2 separate regions of the Homo sapiens genome follow, and region 2 is linked to region 1. Evidence: chromatin contacts called from ENCODE Hi-C or POLR2A ChIA-PET data. All regions are on one chromosome and are shown on one strand. Each heading gives the region's core, a stretch centred on a gene start or an enhancer-like site at or near the end of the contact. The rest is flanking DNA. Distances are from core to core; before and after follow the strand shown. Region 1 holds the start of ZNF503-AS1 (ZNF503 antisense RNA 1). Region 2 overlaps LRMDA (leucine rich melanocyte differentiation associated).

The links. Hi-C counts contacts between places; a loop is a spot of excess contacts on that map. ChIA-PET counts read pairs that join two places held with the same protein, here RNA polymerase II (POLR2A).
Region 2: a loop to region 1 is called in a map of ascending aorta, with 2.3 times the contacts of the local background. The contact joins the enhancer-like site here to the promoter of ZNF503-AS1 in region 1. A Hi-C loop is called at or near these places in 1 of 168 maps with a recorded cell type or tissue (ascending aorta). POLR2A ChIA-PET finds 5 or more read pairs at or near these places in 1 of 52 experiments (activated CD4-positive, alpha-beta T cell).

What each region holds. Positions count from the first base shown.
Region 1 is chr10:75,294,033-75,298,670 of GRCh38, reverse strand. ZNF503-AS1 (ZNF503 antisense RNA 1) reads right to left here and starts at 2,288. Exons shown (of 4, transcript NR_038226.1): 1 at 2,020-2,288. It also overlaps a transcript of ZNF503 not described here. RefSeq lists silencers at 3,408-3,457, 3,478-3,587.
Region 2 is chr10:75,541,127-75,545,764 of GRCh38, reverse strand. The region is part of intron 2 of LRMDA (leucine rich melanocyte differentiation associated); the gene reads right to left. Among named protein-coding and RNA genes, the nearest start is that of MIR606, 9.0 kb to the left of the region's middle. Within about 2 kb of position 2,669, at least 4 of the 41 ENCODE cell types and tissues checked have a DNase peak (open chromatin) inside an H3K27ac peak, as active enhancers do; they include ascending aorta, where a contact is called at or near this core.

The DNA of each region.
Region 1 (4,638 bases), core at 1,039-3,538:
TGTACATAAATGTTCATAACAGCATTATTCATCATAAGAGCCAAAAGTAGAAACAATCCAAATGTCTATCAGTATAGGAATGGATGAACAAAATATTGTGAATCTATACAATGGAATATTATTTGGCCATAAAAAGGAATGAAGTTCTCATACATACTACAACATGGATGAATCTTGAAAACATTATACTGAGTGAAAGAAGCCAGGCGTTAAAGGCCACATATTATATGACTCTATTCATGTGGAATGTCTAGAATAGGCAAATCCATAGAGACAGAAAGGAGAGTAGTGATTTCCAGGACTAAAGGGAGGGAAAAGTGGGGAGTGACTATGAATAGATATGGGGTTTCTTTTTGGTGATTAAAATGTTCTCGAATTAAATAGGGGTGATATTTGTACAGCTTTGTAAATATATTAGAAACACATAATTTTACCTTCTAAAGTGTAGGCTTTACAGTATGTGAATTATATCTTAGTAAAATTATTTTTAAAAAATGGATCCCAGACCTAAACGTAAAACCTGGTAGTCTGGGGCTGGGGTTGGGGCTGGAACTGAGTACTGACTGAAAATTGACTCAGGAGGATTCTTTGGGATGATGGAAATGTTCTAAAACTGGATTGTGATCATGGTTGCTCTTTATAAACTTACTAAAAAATCATTGGATTGTTCATTTATAATGGATGATTTTACGGTATGTAGGTTTCACCTAAATAAAGCTGTTTATAAAATGAATCCAGTGAAAACAGAAATCAAAACATCACATGGTAAACAGTTGGGGAGAAGCTGGGATGAGAATGTATCTTAAAAATGAAATAAAGGAGGATAGGAGGTACTGGGGTAATGAATGTTATGTTTCTTCACCTCTTTATGGGTTGTAGTTTGTGAAAATTCATTGAGCTGTACTTTTGTGATATATGCACTTTTATGTATGTATTTCATATCACAATAAAAAGTTTCTTAAATGACATGGGCCTAGGAAGGGCCATGAATGAGCCAATTAACGAGTTACAGAAGCTGTGAAGCTCAGCTGTGCAGCTGCTCTTGGGTCTCTGTGAGATTTTCTGCCTTCCTTATTGCCACCATTTTACAGTAATACCCATTTCTAGAGCTAGCCTGAGCAAGTTTCTGTTTCTTACTATAAAAGAGCCTCATTAATACATCCACAAATACAGCTACTGAAATGAATGAAATCCACAAATACACCTCCAGAAGGGCAGGGGATTTTGTATATTGCTAAATCCCCAGTGTCTAGAACAATATCTGTCACACAGTAAGGTCTTAATGTACATTTCTTGAATGAGTAAACGAATGAGCAGAGGAATAGCTGTAGAGGAAGGAAGGTGTAGAGCAAGAGACTTGTAAACACAGACATTTTTCAATGCAGCCTAGCTAGAGTCGGGGGTGGGGGTCAGAGGATGAATAATGCCTCCTGGGAATGTCAGGAAAATGTCACAGAGGAGGAGATCTGAGAGCTGAGTCTTGAAGGATGAGTAGGAGTTTGCCAGGGAAAGAATACAGGAGAGTAGGATAGACAGAAATAAACACAGATAAAATCACACTGTTCTGAAAGAGGCTGGCACTCTTGGGGATCCTAAGAAGGCTCATGTGGCAGAAGGGCAAGGTCACAGTTGAGGACAAGTGAGAGATAAGGCTGGAGAGAGAAACTGGGGGTAGATGGAGAGGCTCACCTATTCCCAGCCAAGACACTGCAACTGACTCCCGTAGGAATCACAGCCAGGAGAGAATTTTTAGCAGGGGTCAAAATGGCTTTTTAGGAAGCTCACTTTGGCTGAGGCAAGAAGAGTTTCTCCTCTGAGTTCATGGGCCATCTCCTCTGTTGGTACCTACACGTCCTCTCCTGTATGTCTCTCTCTTTCTCTGCATTCTCTTCTCTCTCTCTCCCTCCCCCTGCCCCATGTTTTCATATCTAGATATCTCTTTTCTGCCTGTGGATTTCTTTCCATTTTTCTCTCAAGACATCACTCCTTGAAAATGTCCCTCAACCCCTTCCAGCTTACTTGTGCCCAAACAGCTTCGATTCCATCTTCAGGACTCATTCATCTCCACCAGGCTGGAGTCCTTCATAAAGAAGTAACACAAGATTTCCTCTTGAACAACAAGCTCTTCCGGGCTTCACCAGTTACAGATGAGAAGCCTGGAGGAAGGGGGGGTGTCTGAGCCACCCTCTACTTGGCCCAGAAAGAGTGGGCCACCACCCTCCAAGACCTGCATGGATCCAATGAAGCAAAAACACCATGCTCTCCTCTCAGACATCCTGATGCCACTCACAACGTGAAAGGGGCCAATGGCTCAGAAGCCACTGCCCTTCCGGTCTCCTCCAGCAAATCCTAATACCCAGTTCTCATGCCGATGACCTTCCGCTCTGAAATGCTTCCTGGCATCCACCCATCCTCCCAGGGGCTGGACAACTAGGTCAGGGAGAAAACAGCCCCTCTACCATGCTGAGACAGGGACCCCTCTCCAGGACAATTCTCTTCCCTGAGACAAGAGGGTCAAACAGCTCTCCTAGACATGACCTCAGAGATGTGCAGCCAGGGCCCTGGCCCAATTTATTACCACGGGGCTATAATTAGGTTTGTTAACATACAGTCGAGTGTAGTCTTGTTGACTAGGAACTTAATCACGTTACTATTGAGTTCCTGTACGTATTGCTCGGGGTGACTGTTTTACTTGTAGAGTTATAGCCAAGCCCAACGGGAGGAAATTAGCTTTGGACACAAGTTTGGAGGGGGGTTCTTTTTCCTCCTGACTTTGTCTCTCTCTCTCCCCCCTTCCATGTGAAAATATTTAGCAAACAGTGACAATGATGAAAAACAGTAGGAAACAAAATGTTCTACATTAGTATAAAACATGAAAAATGCAGAAGGACCCTTAGCGGTACAACATGTGTTATGCTGGCTGGCAGTCCATTAGCTCTGATAGACATTTCACTTACCTAAGTCAAATATAACAGTCGAGTATTCATTAATATAAGAAGGGGCTGTGGAATCAGAGCTACCATCTGGCTGGGCCGACAGAATAATCTACAACTCATGATTAGGTCTAAGGAGTGGGGTTTCACTTTAATCTTTCTCATTGCTCGAAATTTCCATCTGCGCAGTTCGGCACATCATTTTTCTTCAAGACAAATGTGCTGTTTTTCATGTTCCAAAATTAGATCAGAAGAAAACGATTAATCATGTCACGGCCTGGGAAAGGAAACAAAGCTCCGATACTCTCCTGCTCTCGCTCCCAGCTCCCGCCCCTCCCTGGCCCTGGACGGTTGCAAGTTTCGCTTTTCCCCCCCTCAACCTCTGGGTCTGCGGCACAACTTTGGGAGAGGCCGCCGCCCGCCAGGAGGAGGAGGGCGGGACTGCAGGGAGAGGTGTGAGGGCGCCCCGGGGCCCATGAGGGGGCGCGCCCCTGCCTCCTCCTGCCACCCCTCCCGGGGGTCGCCCAGGCGGGCCCGCCCCGCGCCGTGCCGCCTGCCCCCCGAGTCGGAGTCGCGGGCCCGGCGTGACAGGAAGGGCCCGGAGCCCGCCTCCCGCGCGTCCCCTCCCGGCCGCCGCAGCCCTGTCTGTCAGGCGGCTCGCAAGTCATAACAAATCCCTGGCGCGGGGCTGAAGCTGAGCATTTGCCGGAGCGTCATGGGGATGATGAATGACCCGTAGGCCTTTGAAGTGCTCTGCCAGTTCAGCTGGGTCCGCGGTGCTGACAGAGAAATATACACAACAGCGTAACCAATAATGAGAACATTAAACATTCCTGCGCCGTGACAGGCTGACAGAAAAACCCGGGCCCGCATCAATCATCGCGCAGATAGAACCCTGACAGGCGGCCCCTCGCTGACACCCCCTCCGCGCGCCCTCCCGGGCCTCCCCCTCTTCCTCTCCGGGGTCTCCCTTCTTTCTCTCCGGGCTCCCCGCCGCCCCTCCTCTCCTTCCCCACCCCTCCTCTCTCTTCCTTCCCCGCTCCGCTCAGTGTCCTCCCCCTCCGCCCTGTCCCCTGCCCCTGCCCTTGGGCGACTGCCTTCAGGGCCTCTCAGAGGTCAAGTGAGGTCTGGGCCACGTCCGTTCTGTGAGGCTGCCCGTGCCTGAACAGTGAAGAGATGCCACCCCAGAGTGAGAAGACTGCAGTCTTTGAAATTCAGCGTTAATAATTTGTGACTTTTCACCCATGCAAAAAAATAATAATAATACAATCATTTACATGAAACCTCATGTGGAACTAGGATCGAAAGCCCAACGCCAGGCCCTTAGGGAAAGGGAGCTCCAGGGGAACCCCGTCCGCCCTCTTCTTTGGGCGAGGGTCTTTTGGAGTATCTTCCTGTGTGACTTTGGCAAGGGATCCTTTTCTTTGTGCCAGCCCTGGCCTCAGCCCCTTTCTTTCAGCTGGATTTATCTGACTGAGATCTGATGTCTGGTCTGTCTGAAAGGGAAAAAACAGAGGAGAAACACAAAGATCTCCTCCTTTTCCTCCACCAGGAAATGAGATCTGCCCAGATAAGGCATGTGGGATGGACTCTCACCCACTTCCCAAAGGAGACGCTGGTAACCTCTTAGCTCCTCCCCGGAGCCTCCAAATCCTCTCTGGACTTGGTTTGGGCTGTGTTTTTTAGGATTGAGCCTCTACTGCGT
Region 2 (4,638 bases), core at 1,420-3,919, 250 kb before region 1:
CTTAATACTGCAGAGAATACAGGACTTAGGGTCAGGAGACCTGGGTTCTAGTCCCAACTTTGACTCTTACCAGCTATCATCATTTTGGGTAATCTCCCCTCTCTGGGGCTCAGTTTTCTCATTGGCAAAATGTTAGTAAGATGATCTCCAAGATTCATGTCACCACCTTTAGGACGGCAACCAATTTCTACATAGTTGTCATATATTAACTAAGGTCTAGTGTAAGCCAGACACCTATTATGTCCACAGTGTCCTATGATATCAGTACTGTCACTTGTCACATGTAGCAGAGAAAGAAACTGAGGCTTAGAAAGGTTAAGCAACAAGCCCAAAGTCTGCAGTATAACCATCATCTTGATCCAAGTGTGTGTCTAAAGCCTATGGTAACAACCAGGAAGCTGCACAATTCTCAAATTTTTTTCTTTCTGCCCAACCCCCCAGACCAGCTCCAAACTCTCCGTAACACTTGATTAACAGATTGTAGTTTCTGACTTAATTGATGGACTTTTACCAAGATCTCATTTCTATATGTCATAGTGCTAAACAAAAAAGACATTTCAGACGTGATAATTATTTGTTGTGGGAGCTGTCCTGTGCATTGTTGGATGTTAAGCACATTCCTGGCTTCCCCGGACTACATACCAGCAGCAACCACCCCACCCCAAGTTATGACAAATCAAATGTCTCCAAAGAGTGGGGGAGAATGCCTCCCCACACTGAGAACCGCTTCTCTGAAACAAAACATACTGAAAACACAGGAAAAATAATAAAGACAAAAGAATAAAAGCATTGGGCTAATACCTACACAAATAGTAAAAACAGAAATGTAATCAAATAATTAAATGAGATTCTAACAGCACATCCCTACTTTAAAACATCTGACTTAGTGGTGAGCTTGCACTAAATGAGAATAACACTACGATCAAAAGGACAAGTTGTATACCTTAAATGTATACCATTTTTATTCGTCAATTATACCTCAATAAAGCTCAAAAATGAAAACATTTCGATTGTTTCTCCTTAAAATGAAACATTGCTTATTATAGAGATTTCAAATCATGCAGAAAAAAAAAACAAGAAAGTTTTTTAAACACACACAAAAAAAGAATAACATTACAGCAATGCAGCAGGAAGTGTTTATACTCTTGCCCCAGTGCTTAAGGTCAGGGGAGGGCCAACTCTTTGACAGCTGGGATCATGCAAGAGGCAGTACCTTCCTCTCTAAGTCATAGCAGTGAATAGGAAGACAAGAAAAACTGTCTTTCGAGCACCCTATATCCAAGTCAGAATTCTGAAGGTTTTTTCCAGTAGATCCAATGCTATAATGGTTAGGTTCCCAGGCTAGCCTAAAAAATTCCACTTACCCAAAATAATCCTTTTCATTTTGCAGAAATAAATTTTGTGAGATAGTTTAGAAACCTACCATCATTTAGTCCTTCATTTTTTAAGAATAATTCTAAATATGTACTACCAATTAACAATAAATGTAGGGAGTTAGGGACTAAATGTAAGGTAAATAAACACAGCCAAATCTTTTCTCTACCTATTCTCCCAGAAGCTCCATTAATACTAATCTGTATCTTTTCTCGTAGGTTCACCATCAAAACTTATCAAATGAGTGTGAAGACACACACATGGACACAAACACACACACAAACGCATGTGCACGAAGCTTCATTTCTGAAGTGAATCTGTAGTTGAGTTTTTAAGGATGTCCCTGGCACTCCTTTGAAGTTGGTTCTTGGTGTGAAACGATGGACACAGGTGGGGTGAGGGACCCCAACTTTAAACATGCCAGAAAGCACAAGCCACAGCAAGGAAGCACATTCAGCGACACTTGTATCAGAATTAGTAAGTTTCTGTCACTGAAAGGAGTGAAAATCCAGAGGAGTGAAAATCATCAGGGACATTTCAGCTTACTGTCATGTTTCATAGACAAAATTACATTCCAGGAAGAAAGGAGTAAGGGGAGAAGGGAGAGGAGGTGTAGGGAGGGAGGAAAAGCTGCACAAAAGTTCTGAAATATATCAATGTCCAGAAATGGGAAAGGAAAAAAATAAAAATAAATCTTTGGAGAATTTAAAAAACATGAAATAAAATATCTATCTTATTTCAGAATCCTGGAGTAAATAATATTTCTGATGTTCCCATAGAGAGTCAAATCCGGCCAGCAAAACAAACACAAATACAAATAAATACTGGGCTGGTGAATTAGGGAAGGTACACAGAGGAATTTAAAAATAGGACGAGGGTTTTGTTCAGAAATGGGATCCTTCCTCTCTCCTCCTCCCCACTTCCATTTTTTTTTCTTGAAGTAAAATCCATTATTTTGAAAACACCATTAGAAATCCTAAAGAAATAGCAAAACACAGTATTGTGGTATTCCAAAGTAATATCTCTTGTTTATAACCATATAAATTTAGCCCCTGGCACTACAGGGCTTATATAATAGAATAGAGTTATTTTAACAGCGCCCTGTTAAAGAAGAAGCAAAATGTTCAGCTCATTTTCTCCAGTGGGAGGGACCCATGGCCTCATGCGAGAGAGGGAACATGCCTAAGTCATTACTGCGGGAAAGCAATCCGTCAAAGCTGGGTTGCTCTGGCATGGCCAGCACCACTGGTGAGATCAGAGAGGCAGCCTCTGCTTGCAATTACCAGGGAAGGACCTTGGCTCTAGGCAGCCTGCTATCAATTACTACCCTGGCCTCGCGCTTGGACTTGTCAATTTCCCAGTGTCTTCTGTTTTGTAACAGTAAGAAAAAGGGCTCCTCCTGACTGATTCTTGGAAGTTTCTCATGTGTTGTGTCACTCCTCGGTGTCATTAACAATTCAATTAAAATTTCACAGCACACAGGCAGGCTGCGCCGGACAGTGGCAGGAAGGGGCCTGGTAGAGGAGATTTCCGAAGGGCCTGCAATGGGGCCACGTTGGATCAAGCGAAACCAATCTTGAAATTTCTTTGATTTCTCAAGTCAGGCCTGCATGTGTCTCCCATATGACATGACGCTGGCTGTCATCTTGACAGGACGACATGTTTGATATTCTCACCCCATTGGGGGTGTAGTGATGGAAAGGAATTTTAGGCTGGCTAGAAACAAAAATCTTGTACTATTTCACTAAATGTTTTGGCTCCACAATAGATAATTATAAATATTCGCAATCAGCTCTCTTAATCTGCAGTGAGTTCTAGAAACTTCTTTTTCTCTATTTGTTTTTTTATTGGGTCCCTCTATTTTCTTGCTTTTCAGAGTGGGGTTGTCTAGAAGAAATGAGAGACAGAGCATCAATCACAATTAAATTCTTCAGGAAGGTAAGATGACTAGGAATGCTAAACAGGATGGCTGGAAACTAGAAAGACTTGCTACTGTCATTATTAACTCTGTGAAAGTGCAAACACTCCTTTGTCTTGCTGAATGATGGAGCTACACATGCTCACGTGCTTTTAAGCGTCCCAAGGGTTTAGGGAAAAACCAAAAAAAAAAAAGTTTCAGGCTTAAGACTTCTGAGGCAGCTTTCTCTCTAACCCCCTCAATGAGTTTAGTCATGCAAGGAAAGATTCTTTAAAGTTACCAAAGACTTTGTTTAATGCCCAAGAAAATGCAGACTGTCAGCACCCTTTGTCAGGTTTTGGTGGCTTAAGCCCATTCTCCAATACACTGGTGACCCTCCACCCTCATTCACTAGTTTCTTTTTGACATCAAGCGCTGGATAATTGTTTGATTTCCTTCTAGGTAAAAGGAGATTAAATGCCCAGCTGCAACAGCTGACATACAAAAGGGAAAATATAGTTTAACCACCATATTTATCAAGATAATTTTTCTTCCACACACTGATTAATAACATTAGCCAACATCCCCTTTGGCTTGGGGAGAGAGAGGTGGGGAGAGACATGTCCCCCTCAGAGTATCAGAAACAGGAGTTGACAGTTCAAGGCAAAAATGATTTGCATGTAAATTCTCATCAAAAGCAAGTCTGCACCCTGAAGTTGTCAAGTTTTGCTACCAATTTGACACTTAAATGGGCTATAGCAAAACTTGATTTAAACTGAAGAGGAAAAAAACATGGCAACTCAATTACCCCCTAGCAGATCGGATCTGGCAGCTGAGGTCAAACTTTTCACCCTGCCATTACATTTCTCAATACCTGATGCTTTAAACAAACACTATGTATTCCTCCTACAATCCTGGAGGAAAACGCATTTCTCAGGGCTCCCTACTGTGCCCCAGATTAAAAAATAAATTTCACTTGTGTGGGATCTGGGGCCATTTTCTCCATGTAAATTTCTGAATAAATCAGGACTTAAGAAATGGCCTTTTGCACTGGGAAAAATAGTCTCTGCTTAAAAAAAAAAAAAAAAAAAGTTTGTGGGGAAGATTTGTGGAGTATTAAAAGATGACTTAAAAACAAATATTCCCATAACATTAGAGGCAAAACGGTGACCTGTTTTTAGTTTGCTTTTAATATATTTCATATTTGAGCTTAGGCTGAACAGCACATTAATTCAGCAGGGAGAAAAACAGCTAGCTAGTTCCAAATCGGCTCCAAATTTATGGAGGACAAAGTATCTCATAAGGCCCTGGGACAAAGGCTCAAATCCAGGAAAGACCCAGTTGGCCTCTGGGAATTCCGTCCCACC